Linked DNA regions of Mus musculus: region 1 is linked to region 2. The links are chromatin loops, found by intact Hi-C in ENCODE. Cell type or tissue: left cerebral cortex. All regions are shown on one strand. Links, peaks and the distances in the headings refer to the core of each region. The heading gives the core; the rest is flanking DNA. Region 1 holds the start of Grhl1 (grainyhead like transcription factor 1). Region 2 has its middle 22 kb from the start of Klf11.

Evidence for each region. Peaks named below come from ENCODE experiments on the same cell type or tissue, not always from the same donor. Only the 100,000 strongest peaks of a DNase experiment are listed, where the experiment ranks them.
Region 1: a loop joins it to region 2, with 7 times the contacts of the local background. A loop is called at or near these places in 1 of 42 quality-filtered maps.

The regions. Positions count from the first base shown.
Region 1 is chr12:24,570,550-24,580,042 of GRCm38, reverse strand. Grhl1 (grainyhead like transcription factor 1) reads right to left here and starts at 7,756. Exons shown (of 16, transcript NM_001161406.1): 1 at 7,585-7,756; 2 at 3,943-4,129; 3 at 1,953-2,023. The coding sequence starts at 7,604. In left cerebral cortex, for the core only: no CTCF peak of the experiment used is centred there; DNase peaks (open chromatin) are centred at 4,354, 4,971 and 7,138; H3K4me3 peaks cover 1,654 bases; H3K27ac peaks cover 1,156 bases.
Region 2 is chr12:24,625,056-24,634,548 of GRCm38, reverse strand. No RefSeq gene overlaps it. Among named protein-coding and RNA genes, the nearest start is that of Klf11, 22 kb to the left of the region's middle. In left cerebral cortex, for the core only: CTCF peaks have their summits at 3,272 (motif pointing left) and 4,157; a DNase peak (open chromatin) is centred at 4,138.

The sequences.
Region 1 (9,493 bases), core at 2,408-7,407, 55 kb after region 2:
AGGCTCTTTAAACATTTGTTTGCTTTGTCTCTTTTCCCTGATACTGGGATGGAATCCAGAGCCTTATCCATGCTTAGAAGTGTTCTATCACCAAACTTCTGTGGTCCTCGACTGTGTTTCTAAAGGCCCCTGAAATATTACAAACCGAAGGAACATAAAGGAACAAAACAATGGTGGTTTTACCCATCTCAAGATCAGCAAAACTTATTCAAACCCTGAACTGTAAATCCACTCCTTCTGATTGATCCTAATGAAAATGTCAGGAAGCTGAGTCAGGAGGACTCGAAGCCCCAGGACAACCAGGACAACTTGGGACAAAGAACCAAAGGTTTCACTGAGGCTCTGTCATTGTAAAAGACTAGACATGGCTGCAAAAATAAGTACATTTTGAGTCTGTTTCAGGACACTCCAGCAAAAGGACATAAAATAAAATATGAAATAATTTGACTGTTAAGAAAGAGAGAAAAAGCCGGGCATGGTGGCGCATGCCTTTAATCCCAGCACTTGGGAGGCAGAGGCAGGTGGATTTCTGAGTTCGAGGCCAGCCTGGTCTACAGAGTGAGTTCCAGGACAGTCAGGGCTACACAGAGAAACCCTGTCTCGAAAACCAAAAAGAAAAAAAAAAGAAAGAGAGAAAAATTTCAACGGTACAGCTGTTGAGCCTGGCAATGCATATATGCTGGTGTCTACCATTTCTCCTATTTTTTGTGCTTGAGAAGATTCATAATAAAAAGTAAAGAAATAGATAAAATCTATAAGCCACGGGCCAAAAATAATTATTAAGATTTAAATAACAATATGGAAAATATTTATGAAACAAATTAAGTGGAATAGATGCATACTTCCAAAAACTATCTGCAATTGACTACAACCACAGTAAAGAGATGATTGTCCGGAATGTGGAATATGAATCGTCACTCACTCCTTACGTCAGTTTCTGTCATTCTCCCCAACCCAAGACGGAGTCTAGCTACATAGCTCAGGCTGGCCTTGAACTCCTGCTTCAGACTCCCTCGGATTACAGGTACAGGCTACCATGCCTGGCTGTTTTAGTCTTCATTACTAATAGGACATGGGTCAATTTGGGGCTGGCGAGATGGTTCAGTGGGTAAAGGTGCTTGCCCCCAAGACTGACGACTTGTGTTCCATGCCTGGAAGCCACTTAGTGGCAAGGGGGACCTTCCTGTAAGCGATTCTCTGACTATTGCATGTGCACCTTGGTATGCACAAACAGATTTATGCTCACAAATAAAATGAGTGTAAAATGTGCCTTTTAAAAACATTTCACAGCCATACGGTTGAGTCTTAATTAATGTATGAAAGCTGTGACCTAAATATTTAAAAGGCGCCTTCAAGAGGAGTTCAGACATTAATTCCTTGAGTTTTTAACTAAGACAACTATTCCAGAGCCCCTGGCACTTCACTTCTCTTGTTTTTTGCAGATCTGGGATTGAACCTAGCACCCTGCTTCGCACGGGCAACTGCTCCGTCATCAAGCTGCACGCCAAGCCTTGCTTTGTCTCCAACAGGCTCCCCCAAGAGTCCAGGCTAGAACTCCTGAGCCTCCTGCTTCTACCTCCCAGGTGCTGCGGTTACAGGCATGTGCCACCACACCCAGGTGGTTTTGTTTTGTTTTGTTTTGTTTTGAAGATACATCCCTGGTCTCATCTCCTGTTAGAGGGTCTCAATGCAGATGAGCAAACACTCCAGGCTTTTATTAAAACCTCCCTCCGGACCAGTAGAGGTTGGTGCTCATGTTTTCTGGGAAGGGGAACACAGACTAAATAAACATAACTTCTCAGAGGCAAATCAGCAACAGAATCTGACCCTGAGGTGACAGAGGTCCCTCTACGGTCTCACCCACCAGGAGCTTCCCGGGTCTGCTTGGCAAAGCCCTGCCTCTTCACTTGTCATCACCTGTCTGCTGCTGTGCTGCTGTAGGGAGCACTCACCTTTTGCTGTGCTCTGGCTCTGGGTGCTCTCCCTCGGGCTTTACGGCTGATGACCGGCGCTCTCTGGGGACCTAAAGTGTCAACATCAATGAGAGGGACTCAGTCCTTATTCAGGGGAGAAGCCTTCTTCACCTGAAGAAGAAACCTTTCATTTCTCAGGATGCTCTTTGGTTCACTCATCTCCTGACTACCTGCTGAGCCCTGGGCAACATCTGCCCTCAAGGAGCCAACAGTCTGATCACCACAGCAACCGGTAAAGAGCAACTGCCAAATAGACTTGTGGGATCACAAACTTACTTTATAGTGGGAGTAAAGATTTCTTTCTTCTTTAAAATTTAAGGTATGTATTTTGGTTTTTTCATGTATGAATGTTTGGCCTGTACCTATGTCTGTATACCACATGTGTGAATGGTGCCCAGGGTCAGAAGAATGCATCGGATACCCTGGAACTGCAGTTAGAGATGGCTTTGAGTCACCATGTGGGTGCTGGGAACTGAACCAGGGTCCTCTGAAAGAGCAGCCAATGCTCCTAAATGCTGGGCCATCTCTCTGGCTCCATTCCACTCCTTGTCTGACTCCCCTTTTCTTTGCCCCAGAGCTGAAAAGCTGGAAAAATGACACTGGTACACCGTGACATTAACCCAGCTGAGACATGGTCCAAACAGGCACACACGTATTGCTGAGATGTGTACAGTGTTTTGCCATGCAAGAATTCTTTCATATTTCACCATTAACAACAAAATAAAGATGGCTCATTGGTTAAGAGTGCACAATGCCCTTGCACAGGAGTTTGGGACCTGACACTCACAGTAGGCAGCTCACAACTCTAGCTCCAGGGAATCCAACTTCTTCCAGTTTCTGTACTCATGTACAGAAACGTGCCTATACATCCTCATATGCATACACATAACTAAAATTACATAGACCTTTGTTAAAAAAGATAACACCAAGTACTCTTGGATTGACTAGCAATCTGTTTAAAGCACTGCTAGTTATCAAGTAATAACAACTGATGCCTAGGACCAACCAGTTCAAATGGCCATCCCTGGGCGTCTGCTGCTGGACAACGCCAAAGAGAAGGTGAACGCAGGCCACACCCCAGCACTGGTCTGTGGCTGAAACCCTAACTGAATGCATCCGAGCCGCTGGGCTTGAGAGTCAAAAGTGACACACAGGCTGGCCTTACATCCTATGCCCAGTATGATACAGGTCACCAGTGAGTGGCAACTGAATTACTAGAATTCCATTAAGAACCATCAGGCAGAACGGTATAAAAAACCCACACATGGTGCACTTGAGAGTGAAGGCTAATTCAGCTGTCTAGCAACAGGCAAGAAAATGTATTCTGCGGGCTGGAGAGATGGCTCAGTGGTTAAGAGCACTGACTGCTCTTCCAAAGGTCCTGAGTTCAATTCCCAGCAGCCACATGGTGACTCACAACCATCTGTAACGGGATCTGATGCCCTCTTCAGGTGTGTGTCTGAAGACAGCAACAGTGTACTCATATAAATAAAATAAATCTTTAGAAAAAAGAAAATGTATTCTGATCTTAGAACCAGGTCCCAGAATTGCAAAAGTGTGTGTTTCCCCCAGCGGCTCCCAAGGCTTTGTAAAAGCAGCTACAGAAAAGGCGGTCACACTGATCACTCAGAAGGGGAGAGCACAGGTCAGTCAGCAACAACCCTTCCCATGACACCCGAAACCAAGTCTGTTAAAATACTCAAACTGGGGGAGACAGGCTACTACCTCCTTTTATTAGCAGCGTCTCCTTCAGCGAGGGCCAGAGCAGCTGTTTAAAAACCACCCTTTGATTCTATGATCGTAGATGCTCAGCTTTGAACCACCAAAAGCCGGGGGACTCGTTAAACTATTTATAGTCACTAGAGAAGCAAGCATCCTGACATTCCACCAGCAAATGACTGTTTTATAGGCTGCTGAATCAGGTGCGTCTGAGCATGGCGTTCGCAGCTGTAAAGAGCCCGCAGCCTACCTTGTAGTAGTCATAGAGCAGGCCCAGCGCAGCCGCGCTGTCTTCGTCTCCGTTGATGCTCATCATCGCTTTGGTTGCCGCAGTGAGAGGGTTTTCCAGGAACGACTTCCAGGCTTCATCCTCACTGGTATAGGAGCGCCGCTGTGGGTAGAGGGCTTCATTCTGAAGTACCAGCACGGGCCTTTTGCTTCAGAGGAAGAAATTAAAAAGTTAAATCCATACTTCCTACAGCCAGACAGCTTAGAAGCTGTATAAAAACAAAACCCATAAAACCAAAAAAAAAAAAAAAAAAAACCAAAACAACAAAAACCAACACCCAAAACCAAGCTAAATAAACAGTTCTTTGACATTCCTCTAAAATAGGACACACGGCCCTGTGCCAGAGCAACTGCTTAGCATGAGCAAAGCACTGGGCTCCATCTCCTGTATCAGAGTCAATTAAATACCAACAGCTTCTGAAGGTCTGTCTGAAGGAAACGCAATAAAGTTAGTGAAATGGCGTCCACACTCCTCTTAAAGATAATTTTGGAATAAATACAAAAACATTCAGAAAATTCAGATTTGGTTTACAAAACACTTTTTCTAAAGGCGTATTTTAAATCACCCTGTGTCACGATAGCTACATCAGTAGCCTTAGCTTTAGTAAGTCAGATGAAGACAGGCTCAGAAGGCAAGGCAGAAGGAAGCCCCCCCCCCCCCCCCCCCCCGTCAGAAACACTGAGATAATACTACCTGTCAAAATCCAAAACTAGTCCCAAGAAGACACGGGGCTATTTACATATTTATAACAGCACATACGGGATACAGCGAGGCATGGATACAGTTTAATCACACTCAAGCAGGCTGCGACATGTGACTTCCCCCTTCCCCAGCCAGGGCCATGTCTTTAAACAGCTCCTTCCGAGAAACAGGGGCAGGAGGAAGGGACGGAAAGCAAAAGGGAGATTTCACTTAATCCTTCAGGGTATATGAGAAAGTTAGAAGACTTCTGTTACCAGCAGAAGGAGACTGGAATGTAGCCAACGGGGCCTATAAATCAGTAAAGCCGCCTAATCTTCTGGCATGGGAGTGAACTGCTCATCTTAGAGATAAACACTCAGCCTACAACAGACGAAGGCACAGGATGAAAATCGGCCTTTAAGAAAAACAGTGGACAGTTAGGATTTTAAAATCTTTACATGGGCCCAGGGAAGATGGCTCAGAGGTAAAGGCACTTGCTCATGAGTCTGATGGCCTGAGGGTCCATCCCTGGGACCTACATAGTGGAAGAAGAGAACAGATCCCTTCAAGTTGTTCTCTGATTCTTAAAGACACACACACACACACACAGAGAGAGCAAATTAATCACTTAAAAGTCTTCATTGGCTGGTAAGATAGTTCAGCTGATAAAGGTATCTGAGTTAAATTTTTAAAACCCACATGGTTGATAGAAAGGCCTTGCTACAAGTTGTCCTCTGATGTGTGTGTGTGTGTGTGTGTGTGTGTGTGTGTGTGTGTGTGTGTGAGAGAGAGAGAGAGAGAGAGAGAGAGAGAGAGAGAGAGAGAGAGAGGGAGAGAGGGAGAGGGAGGGAGAGGGAGGGAGGGAGAATATGTTGGGAGGGTGAAGGGAGTGCCAACACCAACTCATAAAATAAAATAAATAAAATGTAAAAAACCTTTACTAGGCTTTAGGATTAGAGGGCCTGGCTAAGGTGTTGTGCACGTGACTTCTCTGCTCTGGGTGAGGGGGCTTCCTGGGCTTAATCTCCAGTGCTCCCTTCCCCCCAAAATAAATACAATCTTTATTAGTTTTTCACACCAGGCAAGGACCATTTCACATTAACAGCGCAGTTTGTGGGAAAAATCCAGAAAACGAATGGTGAATTTAGTGGCGCTTTACAGAAGGTTTAATTTAAATAATCCAAGCAAAGTCTACTGATTCCAGAACCTGGAAATGTCAACAGTCTCAACAACTGTCCAGCCGGTACTGTTTAATAAGTCAATAGAAAGAAAAAACGGAACATTGACTTCAGCAAGACGAGGCAGTACTTTTGTGTGTGTGAGGGAACAAGAACGGAGGTGTCTGGAACTTATCTGAATTATGGCTGTCCTGGCCCAGGTCTCGTTGCAACACACGAATGAAATATGTAAATGGCCTGGAGGTGACCTACCTTTTCTAAAAGTGAGTGGAGAAAGTCTGATTATCTTCTCAAGTAATCAACAAAGGTTAGGGCTTGGCAGTCACCCAAATCCTTCAAAAACAGATATAGGTTTAGAAGAAGAAAAAAAAGGACATCTTTGAAAAGGGGAGGAAAAAAGACGAGTCTGAGGGCTTACATCTGGAAGCAGCTTATTATTTTGAAACATAAAAAGAATCAAGAAGGCTTATCTTTATAAATCTCAAGTTTTATCCGAAGAAAGCAATACACAACCTAGCATTCCCCGCAAGCAAGCCTTTGGGTCCTGAGGCCGATAGAGATGGCGGTTCCGGTTCCGTGGTGAGAGTCTCTGGTGTACTGCTGAGCTATTATTAATAGTCTAATAGCCACTTCCAGAAGACTCTGACAGCAGTTGGCTCGCTCAACAGTCGTAATGCTAGTTTTTCAAGCTTCCCTTCTCCCATCCCATCCAACATTGGTACAAGCATCAGAAAATAAATATTTTCCAAGTGGCTTTATGTCTGCAATTACCCTGAAGGCATTTTATATTTCCAAAGTATGCCTAAGGCCAAGAGGCTGGCACTGGGACTTTTGCCTAGTCAGTAAGTAGAGAAATAAACACATGAACAATTGCAGCCCACTTCTTCAAGAAGAGCAAGTTGTTGCTCCGGCCCTGAAGGTTCATGGGTGTTTTCAAATGAGCCTCAGACCTTCAAGAGTTATAGGTCAGGATTCTAAAAGGAAAGCCGAGCACTACCTGAACTTCATTTTCTACAAGACAAGATTAATCTCTTACTGATTCCACACTCAGCTAACCTTCATCAGAAAACAAGCATGAGAAAAATCCACCCTTAACAAGTTAACTATGAAACCAATTCTTCACTCCAGATTTACTGAGCCGAGATAAGACAGACTTGATCTTTCAGAACATCTTCATATTTATAGAAAAGTTGCGAGTAAAATCGAGAACTGCCCCCACACAAGTCCTGCCAACGTCTGATCACATCTTACATCATCACTGAACATTTCTCGCTGCTTTCTTATGTCCCAAACTCTAAAAAGCAATCCCGATTCGACAGTGGTCTCTAACTTTATCACCCTGCGTGCAGTTTCTTCCTCTTGATATTCCCAAACGGCAAAAATAGTCTTCTGTAATTACCATCGGTGATGCAAGGGCCCAAGAACACCCACAGCAGATTTCTCACACAGCAGCCGGAGTGAAGAAAACGCGCGGGCAGCGGACACTTCAACCTTCCCCTAGATCTCTCGCTCCGGCAGCTCCGCAGGTGACAGGAGGCTGCCCAGGGTCCACCCGTCCCCACCGGTCCATGAGCGCGGGGCCCGGGAGCCCGGGAGCCCTTAGACGACAGGCCGAGTGTCCCCCCCCACCCCCTAGCCTCGCCCCACCCAGCCTGTCCTCCCAGCTCCCGGAACCCGCGCCGTCGCCGCGGCAGGTGCGGTGGCCCCCGGGCCCTGGCCGGACTCGCGCCCGCGCCTCACTCACTTGTCGTACTCCTGTGTCATCGCGCTCGCTCGCCGCTGCCGGGCCGCAGAACTGGACTTTCGGGTTGGGACAGTACACCCGATCCGGGGGGAGGAGGCGGCGGCGGGCGGCGCGCGGCGGCAGGCGGTGGGTCCGGAGCGGCGGCCCCGACGGGTTGGGTTCGCTTTTCTCGCTCTGAGCCGGCTCGGCGCGGGCTGCGCGCACTGGGCGCTGGGCTCGGCCTCCCATTGGCTGGCGGAGCTCCGGCCCAAGGCGGAGCTTCTGGAACTGGGAGGAGGGAGCTCCTCCTGATTGGTGAGATGGAGCTCTGGGGAGGAGCCTGGGGGCGGACCGGAGGGCGGGGGCCACGCGGTGCTCGGCGGTGCTCAGCGGCGCTGGGGAGCTTGCGCGCGGCTGGCCCCGGTGGCGCCGGCCGGTAGTGCCGCCGGCGCCGAGAGGCTTCGGCGCACACCCGCGTGGGCGCGTTTCACCTTCCAGTTCTCTCTCGCGGTCAGTTCTCCGGCCCCAAGGCCTCTGCCTGGGAAATACCTAGGGAATTTCTTTGCAGCTGTGCAGGTTTGGAGGTTTCCTTCTGGTTCATCTCTCAGTGCCCACCATGTGACAGTCGCCAATCTGCACAGCCTCTTAATAACCCACGTTTCCCCGGCCAGCGGTCCCTGTTTATTGGGCACCTATCAAGTGTCAAAAGCATCACTCTAAGACACCTTCCCAAGCCCCAGAGGTCCCCACCAGCCTCCTGAGGGCATCTGAACTTGCTTGGCTCTTCATCTGCCCAGCGCTATATTTGGACTTTAGCATCCTCAACCCCTACCTACTACCTGTGTGGTCTTTCTGTTTGGCCAGCTCCAGATTGGCTTCCACTTTTTCCTCCCATATCCTAACCCCTTTTTAAACCATTTTCCTATGGGTCGGTTTCTTTAACCTCAGCCTCAGGCCTACAACAGTAGAGACAGGGACCTAGACAGAGAGGACAAGGCAGAGACAGAGCAGGCAAATTTTCCTGCCTCCTAGAGCGTCCTACTTTGAGAGTCACGGTGACTCCTTTGGTGTGCGGAGAGAGATGGCACTCTTTGCAGGTGGATGGGGAAAGTAGAGTGGAGCTCTCTGGGTTTAAAGATGTAGATGGCGAGGGGGTGGGCATAAGGGTGAAGGCACAGCTATAGACCGTGATAGAGGAGACACGAGTGTGTCCACTGAGGAGCTAGGAAAGCAGTGTGGCCAGAGAGTAACTGGGCACTGGTGCAAACTGTAGAGCCCCGCGGGTTTCTGTAAGGCCTTAAGTGAGGAAGCTTTGAAGGACTTGCGGTAGGGCATAGACAGACTTCACTCGTGTTTTCAAATAATCTGGTCACTGAATGGTAGGGAATCAGCAGGAGGCAATTTCAAAAGAGACAAGCAAAAGATAAATAGTAGCCAGAAGCATGACCCGGGGTGATGGGACACTGAGAAGGGTTTGAATTCTAGATGCCTCTGTGTTCAAACGAACAGGATTCTCTGAGACCCAAAGGGCAGGTTAGAGAGCACCTCTGACAGATGGTGTGCAGACAATCCCAGGACTCAGGAGTTGAGGCAGGAGGCTCTCCAGTTCCAGGCCAGGCCCAAAGTGAAACTTTGACAACAGCAACCAAAGTCATTCTTGTTCAGAACGACCAGAGGTTTCAGCTGAGCAGCTGGATAGAGTGACTGCTGCCTCTGAGATGGCGAGGGACAGCAGACATAGCAGTTTATAAGTGGGCAAGGGTCCTGTTTAGGATGTGCTAAGTTTAAAATTCATTTTCCTTCTGAGTACATGAGTCACGCAGATGGATACTAGACTGGAGTTCCAGTGGGAGATCTGGACCAAAAATTGACCTCTGGGCAAGATCATCCTGAGGGAAGAATTCAAAGCCTTGAAATGGCTGAAGCCCTA
Region 2 (9,493 bases), core at 1,535-6,534:
AAGTATCCATGGACTATTTTATTATTTTAATTTTTTGCTTAGCTGTACCTTTGTGCTGAAAATAGCTTGTGAGGAACCAGAGGGAGCCGCTTAGTGTTTTCGGCCTGATAAGAAGGAGCCAGCTGGTTGACATGGGTGGATGTGTCAGTCATTTGGGCACACAGGGACCTGTGGAGACCTTGACAGTGGTGGGAGACAGAGTCATACAGGAACCCTGCTACAGGAAATGGTACCACTCAGTTAACACTCTGGGTGGGTGGCTGGGTGGGTCCCCTCAGCTAGGTCTCAGGTTACCTTCCAGAGCATACTGCCTCCAGTCAGGCCCTAGAGCTCCGTTGGGACTTAACCACACTTTCCCATTTAGCTATGTCAAAGCACAGGTTGGAGGCCATTCAAGTTCCCCAGCTGCCTGGCTTCCTGGCTCTGGTTTACAAAGTACTGTCTTGGGAAGGAAGGGAGGGACCAGGGTATCTTGGCTGGTGCTTTCCCCTGGGTGGAGACAGGTGGGACTCTTGATTACATAGGACATCACTCTGAGGGCCTTGCTTCTTCCTGGGAAAACCCCTCCTAGCCTAATGGGTGGGCCTGGCCACTACTTCCCCCGGAAGAGGGACACACCCAGGGTGGTTACCCCAGCAACAGTGTGTTGGAAGAGGTGGCCTGCAGAGTCAGGCTCCTTTTCTAGAGTGGCAGAAATGGGGATAGAACAGCTCAGGTGGCTTCAGGCAGCTTCTCTACTTTCTAAAGAGTTTTGAGGGGACTCCAGACAGCCTAGTGGTCCTGACTAAACATGGCCTTGGTGTGAGCATTTATCCCTAAGATTTCCCCATTTGTGTATCGTCCCATTTAGACAGTGTGGAAGAGTTAAATGACCCTGATTCTGCAGATAGTGGCCAAGGTCCTCGGCTATTCATTTCAGTAATGTCCAGAAGGCCTGAGCGGGGCCTAGGGTCCCGCAGACTGACAGCTCTGGCTGCCTTCCCAGAGGGCACTGTCCAGGGTGGAGACAGAGTCTACAGTGATCTGACAGTGGGCTGAACAGGGAGAGGTGTCTGAGGCAGACGGGAGACCACTCCATACTACTGGTCCCTAGGGTTAGAACCCCATTTCCTAGCCAGGTCTGAGTTGAACATTACAGGAGGAAAAGAAGACAAAGGGGTGTGCTTGCATGTGAGGAGCCTTGGGGGAGTAGGAAGGAGCAGAGGGCCACGAGCAACCTGGGGGACACACCTGTGACCCCTATGAGTGGGAGGAAGAAGCTAGAGCAATGGTTCTAAACCTGTGGCTCTCGACCCCAAAGGGGTCACATTATCAGATGCTTATATTACAATTATGAAGTAGCAACAAAAATCATTTTATGGTTGGGGGAGGGGTTAACCACAACGTGAGGAACTGTATTAAAGGGTTGCAGCATCGGGAAGGCTGAGAACCACTGGGTTAGGGGATCAGGAGTTCAGGAAGTTTGAGGCTAGCCTGGGTTACATGAAACTCCATCTTAAAAAGACAGGAAGTGGGAATGAGGATCAGAAGTCCAGAGCATGAAAGACTTAAAGGAGGGGCCCCTCAACTGCCCAGCAGGTGAAGGTGGGGTCAAGGCCCATTTGTCACATTGTCTGTGTCACTTTGCAGCCAGTTCCTTTCTCTTCCAGTTCGTGGCTTTCCCACCCATTGATCTGCCTTTTGCCACTACAGAAGTTCCCAGGGACACAGACACACAGTCTACACACTCTCCTGTGTAGTTTTGGGTTTTGTTCAGCACACTGGCTTTTCAAAGCGGTTCCACCATGTTGCTTCTCAGTAGCAATGGCATCTCTGTGGCTCTGTCTCTCACCTTTCTGCCTCCTACAGTTCTGCCTCCTTATTACTGTCCTGGAGGGGAGAGGGCGCTTCTCACTGGGACATGAATTTGCATTTCCCTGGTGTCTGACTGTGCTGACCTCACCAATAAAACGGTGACATGATTGACAGTCGGTTTTGTCATGTATATTTTTAAACTATGGGGTTGTTTGAAAGAAGATTTTAATGTCTAATGTCACAGGAGTCCACCACTTGTGTTAAGAAGGTTGACACATTTGTTGTCTCTCTCACACACACACACACACACACACACACCCTTCTAAACAGTGAGGTCTACAAGGAGAACTGGGACACCACATTCATCTCAGTTCTGTTCAGCTGCTCACAAGAGCCTGTGTGTGGCATTTACAGTATGTCACTGTATTGTCCCCTTCATCCTAACAACCTCTGAGGATGTCACCAAGGAAACAAGAGGCTTGAGAGAAGCCCCAACCCAGGCTTGTGCTGTTCTGAATACAAAGCCCTTTACCTACAGGCAGACCCAAAGGCAGGCTGAGATCAGAGCCACAAAAGGAAATAAAGAAACCAACAAAGCCGGGCGTGGTGGCGCACGCCTTTAATCCCAGCACTCGGGAGGCAGAGGCAGGTGGATTTCTGAGTTCGAGGCCAGCCTGGTCTACAGAGTGAGTTCCAGGTCAGCCAGGACTATACAGAGAAACCCTGTCTCAAAAAAATCAAAAAAAAAAAAAAAAAAAAAAAAAAAGAAACCAACAAAACCTCCAGAGTAAAGCAGCAATCCAGAGGCAGGACATGAAGGTAGGGAGGAGCTTGGAGACACTGAAAGGGCAAGAGAAGCCCCTCACTCTGGAATCCAGTTGAAGCCTTTGTCAGTAGACGTAGAATTCCTGCACAACTCAGCTGCTTCATGGCTGTCTCCCTTCCCAGTTGCAAACCTGGTATTTTCTAGGAATCTTGCCAGAAATCCCCGTTTCATAGAAAGGACCTCTGTGCTTGTGCAACCCTAGTGGGTCCTGGCTTTATGTTATCAGATTATAATTCCATCTAAGCCATCTGCAGAATCACCTCACTTATCTATCTGGTAGAAAGAGAAAGGGGAAAGGCTATCTTAGCAACCTTTGACATGTAGTCTGTCTTGAAGGAGCCCATTCTCCTGTCTTGCTTTCCCTACTCTCTAGGAAGCACAAAATCCCACCCATGTGTGCCTTTCTTTTTGAGTGACTTTCTTCCTCTTAACCCTCAAAATATCTTCAACAAAATCATCAACCCCCCTCTATCATAAACCAGCTAGTCCTGAGATTCTTTTCTGTGTCAACGTCACAAACCCAGGGCTGGCTCATTGTTTAAAAGCACCAGCTGCTCTTCCATAAGATCCAGGTTTTAGTCCCAGTACCTACATGGCGCCTCACAACTGCCCGTTCCAGTTCCAGACAACCTGATGCCCTCTTCTGGCCTCTGCATGCATTAGACACACACATGGTACACAGATGTGCAGGCAAAATACCCATACATGTAAAATAAAATAAAATAAAAATAAAATAAAATAAAATGATTTAAAAATCCCCAATAGTCCACAAATACCAGAGTTAGGCAAGGTCCCTAAAAGTCCAAGAGAATTCTTCAGGCTCAGGAGGCAGAGATGCTGCCCCCTCAAAACTGAACATCTTACAGTGAGGAAGGCAGAAGCAGAAGATCCCAAGTTTGAGGCCAGTCTGCACAACTTGTTGAGTTCCTGTGTCAAACTAAAAAGTAAATACAGAGCAAGGGACGTAGGTCAGGGGTAGACCCCCACCTGTCACACCCCAGCCCTGGGCAAGGGGCGTAGGTCAGGGGTAGACCCCCCACCTGTCACACCTCAGCCCTGGGCAAGGGGCGTAGGTCAGGGGTAGACCCCTACCTATCACACCCCAGCCCTGGGCAAGGGACGTAGGTCAGGGGTAGGCCTCCACCTGTCACACCCCAGCCCTGGGCTCAATTCCTAGCACTTAAGTAAATACACACAAACTCCATTCAAATTCAGCATTGGTGCGTGTGTGTGTGTTCGATTATGAATGATAGGTGCAGTCATGGGGGGGCTATCTGTGGAGCAGCTTACTGTGGGAGGAAAGAGGAAGCAGGTATCAATTGTGTGGGGGTATTACAGCCTGTAGAAGCAGGTCTCTCAGAGGTGTGTGTGCCCATCCCGGGGTGTGTTCTATAAGAAAGATTCCTCTTGAACTCCCTCACATCAACTAGCTGGGTGCCCACAGTGGCCTTACAAGGAAACTGCTGACTCTGGTTATAGATGAGACATTGTTCCTGTCCCATGGGGACATTGTTTAAACTCCAGTGGCATGGCCACCTGGTGGTGTAGTGGTGAATTAGTCAAATTGCTTTAGCTCCTAGTGCTCCTGGCAGAGAGCTCTCTGGTTTCTCAAATGAAAGACAGACAGACAGACAGACAGACAGACACACACACACACACACACCAGTTAATTTTATATGCTTTGGCTAGCTCAATGGTTGGGCACTTGTAAATTTCCCCCGTGGCTAGCAAACACTCCGTCTAGTATTCCTGATTTAACATCTTTTAAGATCTATATTTCATCTCTGTTACCTCAGACCAAATAGGAGGCGTGGTCCCTAGGCCACTTTCCCAGATTCTCTCATGCCGGTGAGCCTTTAAGTTTCTGCTTCCCCATCTTGGTGATTCTCTTCTTCTTTTCTCTGTTCCTTGCCTGCCTAATCTAAAAGTCCCGCCTCCATCTTTCTGCCCAGCCATGGGCTGTCCAACAATTCTTTCTTATAGAAGCCAGCTGGGGTCAGGGACCCTCAGGTTTGGAAGCAGCTTTGGAAGCCGAATTAAGAACCAATTCCCAACATGGTGGTGTCCTGAGAGGTTGAGGAAGGTCTACACCCTGGTCTATGTATCCCTCAGCTGGTCTGATTTTGAGTCACTGGCTCTCTGAAGGGGGTGATCACACTCCTGGGGGTCCCTGTGGATGACAAGTCCTCAATAAGGTTTCCTTCCAGCCTTCCTTTCCACAGCCTAGCCTGGGTCTCTCATCCTCACAGGGAGGTTAGCTTGGGACAGATATCAGTCTAGGATGGGGGTTCCTGCAAGTGTGAGCCTGAAACTCATATTCTGGCTTAGCCATTCATACCATAGCGGACATGACTATGGAGAACAGACCCTGTGTCGAGCTAGTACACCAAGACTAAAAGCAAGTTGGGGAGAAAGGGTTTATTTGACTTACACTTCCAAATCCATCACTGAAGGAAGTCAGGATAGAAACCCAAACAGGGCAGGAACCTGGAGGTAGGAGATACTTACTGGCTTGTTCCTCATGGTTTGTTCAGTATACTTTCTTATAGAACCCAGGACTACTAGTGCAGGGATGGCCCCACCCACAATAGACTGGGCCCTCCCACATCAATCACTATTTAAGAAAACGCCTGCCCCCAATGGAGGAGCTAGAGAAAGTACCCAAGGAGCTAAAGGGGTCTGCAACCCTATAGGTGGAACAACAATATGAACTAACCAGTACCCCAGAGCTCATGTCTCTAGCTGTATATGTATCAGAAGATGGCCTAGTCGGCCATCACTGGGAAGAGAGGCCCCTTGGTCTTACAAACTTTATATGCCTCAGTCGGTGTGTGGGGGGGGGGGGGACGCCAGGGCCGAGAAGTGGGAGTGGGTGGGTAGGGGAGTTGGGGAGGGAGGGTCTGGGAGACTTTTGGGGTAGCATTTGAAATGTAAATGAAGAAAATACCTAATTAAAAAAATAAATTAAAAAAAAAAAAGAAAAAAAAAATGCCCTACAGGCTTGCATGCAGTCTGACCTTATAGGAACATTTTCTCAATTGAGGCCCTCCTCTCCAATTACTCTAGGTTGTGTCTTGTGTCAAGTTGACATAAAACTAGCCAGGACCCACATCCTGCTCACCACCTACCTCTAAGCCTCAGACCACCTTGCCTCCTTACCCTATCAACAGCCCCGTATGCTAATTACACTCTGAGAGGAGGAGCAGGGTCTCTCTCACCTGCAGGTTCAGCTCTCTTGCATATAAATCTTTGCCTTTAACAACATGTATTGCTTTGGTGATTGGTATATTCAGTTTGGCTGGATCACAGATGGGATGGTCTTAGGTTGGTTTTTCTTTTGACCCAATGTTCATTTTGGCCCCTGACATCAGGCACCTCTTCTAGATATCTCTACTGCAAAGTGAGGTTTTTTTTTTTGTTTTTGTTTTTTTGTTGTTGTTGTTGTTTTTTATAGTGAAAATGAAATTGTAAGTATTTAGTGGGGAGGTACTTTGAAATTGCACGTGAGTGGAGACTAGAGGTTGAAGTTATCTTCCTTAATTCTTCTCTAACTCATTTACATTTTAAAATGATTTTATTACTTTTAGTTTATTATGATTCTCAGTGTGTGTGTGTGTGTGTGTGTGTGTGTGTGTGTGCATGGTATGGTGCACATGTGGAGGTCAGAGGAATATTTTAACACTTCGTTCTCTCCTGCCACCTTTGCAGAGTTCTGTGGTTGAGCTCAGGTAGCTAGGCTTGTGCAGCAAGGACCTTTCCCCACTGAGCCATCTCTCCAGTTGTCTTGTTGTTGTTTTGAGGTAGGGTCTCTCACTGCACCTGAAGCTCATCAATTTAGCTAGACTGTCTGGTCAGTGCGTGCTAGGGACCCTCCTGTCTCCAACCTCCTAGTCCTGGGATTACAGATGTGCACACCTGCAGCCATTTTTTCCGTGGGTGCTGGGGATCCCAATCTAGGCCCTCCTGGTTGTGAAGCAAATGCTTTACTAACAGAGTCATCTCCTAGCCATGTATGGACTGGTTTCTACCGATGACCTTCTTTAAAAAAAAAGAAAGAAATGACGTATTTCTGTCCCCACCAGAAGCCCTTGCTGATGAAGGCACGAGTAGGGGACAGTTGCTTTGGTGCCTAAGCAGAGACTAGAGTCTAGAGTCTCAGGTGGGTCCTGCAGTGAGGACAGAGCCACAAATACAGTGTCATTAGCCTGAGGCCCTGGCTAGTAACATCTGGACAGAGCTTTTCTCTCACCTCAAGACTGCCTAGGGGTAGAAAGCAGCTGTGTTAGGGTAGAGCTTAGAGCGGAGGGCTTCTGAGGTCCCTTGCAGGTAGGATATATGCCTGGCTCAGACACTGCCCAGCCCTGCAGGTCACTCTTGCCCTGCAAGTGGACCTTGCCTGCTGTGCTCTGCTCTCGAGTACAGCCTGCCAGCAGGAATTGGGGGGGGGGGGCTCTGTGCCAGGAACATGTGATATCTGCAAACTTCAGAGGCCTGGAGTCATCTGGAGGCCAGAGCTGGAAGTAGGAGAAAGGTTGTGTGTCTTCCAGCTGTGCACCGAGGCCAGTATGGATAAGGGCAGCCACTAGCCAGTTGGCCCAGACACTTAGAGGCTACCTCCTGGCCTGGCTGTCAGCTACTGGGAAAGGTGTAGCTAGCCCTGGCAGGTTAGCTGGTCTCTGGACCGACAGGCAGGCTGGCCCATGTGTGGTGGAGGGCCCCTCTTTCTCCCTGCCTGGATGGGGCTCCTCCAGGCTGACTGTGCTAGTGGGGAACATGTTGAGGTAGCTGCTGTGTTCTGGGAGGCAGAACAGAGGATCTGGCTGCCTGGACAGGGTTCTGATGGGTGTGCAGCCTCCCAGAACTTCAGCTAAGCTCCAGTACTCCTTACCTGGAGGCAGAGGCTCTCAGAGATGCAGATAGAAGATACAAATGCTTCCTCTATCCCTCAGGCCCAGCTGGGACTGTCAAAACAGGCTGTGGCCAGGGGCCTGTGGTGGTATGTCCATATGCTAAGTTGGAAACAGGTCACTGGGTGACCCACCTTATGACCTAGTTATAAGGTATTCTAGTTACCTTTAGTTGTCCACTTAGCACAGCCTAGAGTTGTTTGAGAAGAGAATCTTAAGCCAACTGTTTGGTCTTTGTGTATGTTTGTGACATACTAATGCAAGAGAGCCCAGCCCACTCAGGGTGGTCCTGGGCTGTATAACAAGCTAGCTAAGCATGAGCCTGTGGGTGAGCCAGCAACAGTATTTATGCACCGGTTCTGTCAAGCTCTGGCTTCAGTTTCTACCTTGGCTTCCCTCAGGGATGGACTGTGACCTGGCAGATGAAACGAAGCCTTTCCGCTTCCAAGTGGCTTTTGGTCAGAGTGGTTTTGTTTGTTTGTTGTTGTTGTTTAATCACAGCAACAGAAAGGAAAGTAGACCAGGAGGCCTCCTGTCCTCTCGTATCACGTCTGCCTCACCAGGCCAAGGTGCCCTCATCTCAGGGGCCATGGTTATACCACATGATGGCAAGCCCTCAGTGACTGGTTGCTCCCACCTTGGCTGAGTTTCCTGAGGTTGACAAATACTTAAGCCAGGATCTTCCAAAGTACCTTTTGGAATCTAAAAGAGAAAGCCCAGCCCTCTTACGCTGCCATGACATAGAAGATTCTGGTACAAGGATGAATGGGGTCTTGGGAGAGCATGGGGTTGGGCCTGGGCCCTAGTTCTGAGGTTTCAGATGAGTGGACATGGAGTAGGTAGTGCTAGCCAATGAGAAGGAAAGGTTTATGGTAGAAGATACTGGCTGGGCCAACTTTTCCATGGAAAAGATCCAGAGGCAGGTAAGAGTTAAGACTTGGGAGGGGACCTTTTAGCTAGGATTGTGGACTCTGGATGAGGGAGGCTGGAGTTGTGAGTACTGTGGTGGGGTAGAGAGCGGGAGTCAGTTGTTAGTAGGCAGTAGACCCAACTTTCAAACACCTTAACTTGCTGGAGATAGTGGTACACACCTTTAAACCCAGCATAGCGAGGCAGAGACAGGCGGATCTCTGTCGAGTTTGAGATCAGTCTACTCTATGTTGATTTCCGGGAGGTCCAGGGTTATATAATGAGACTCTATCTCAAGCAAAATAAAACAAAATCAAGAATGAGCAAAAGGTAGTCTAACTGAAGTTACATAATTAGGTACTAAAACTGCTCTTATTAAGCGATGCCATTTGGTGACTTTAGTGAGCTTTGTCTTCTCCTGAAACTATGCATCCATTCAGGAGGAACTGTCCCTGGCAGCTACAGGTCTTTCTTTAACAGTAGATTGGTTTGCATTTCCTAGGATTTTATACGAATGGGACTATTCAATACGTTCCCTTGTGGGTCTGACTTAACTCTTGAGGTCCATCTGAGACTTTGTGGTATCAGTTCTTTGTTCCTCTCTTTATGGCTGTGTAGTAATTTGTTGTCTTCTTCAGTTCCCAAGGGCCCAGCTAGCTACAGAGTGGGAAGGACGGGCTTCAGTTTGGGAGAAGAGTTATCATCTGACCTGTTGGTGTTTCTCTGGAAACCCCATTTGCAAGGCTGCTTTTACTTGACCCAACTTGAAGCTCACCTGGTATTCCCCAGGAAGCTTTGGTTAAAAAATTATGTCAAAGTGGCCTTATTTTCATGGTTATGTGACAGAGCACACTCTAGATTATCCAAGAAGCTTAAAATGGGGGGCGGGTGGGCCACTGGGGAGATTGTTTCGTGAGTAAAAGCACTTGTCCTGCAAGCTTGAAGACCAGAGTTCAGATACCCAACACCCATGTAACTGCTGGGTGGGTGTAGGAACCCACTGTAATCCCAGGGCTTAAGAGGAAGAGATGGGGGATCCATGGCACATGCTGTCTAG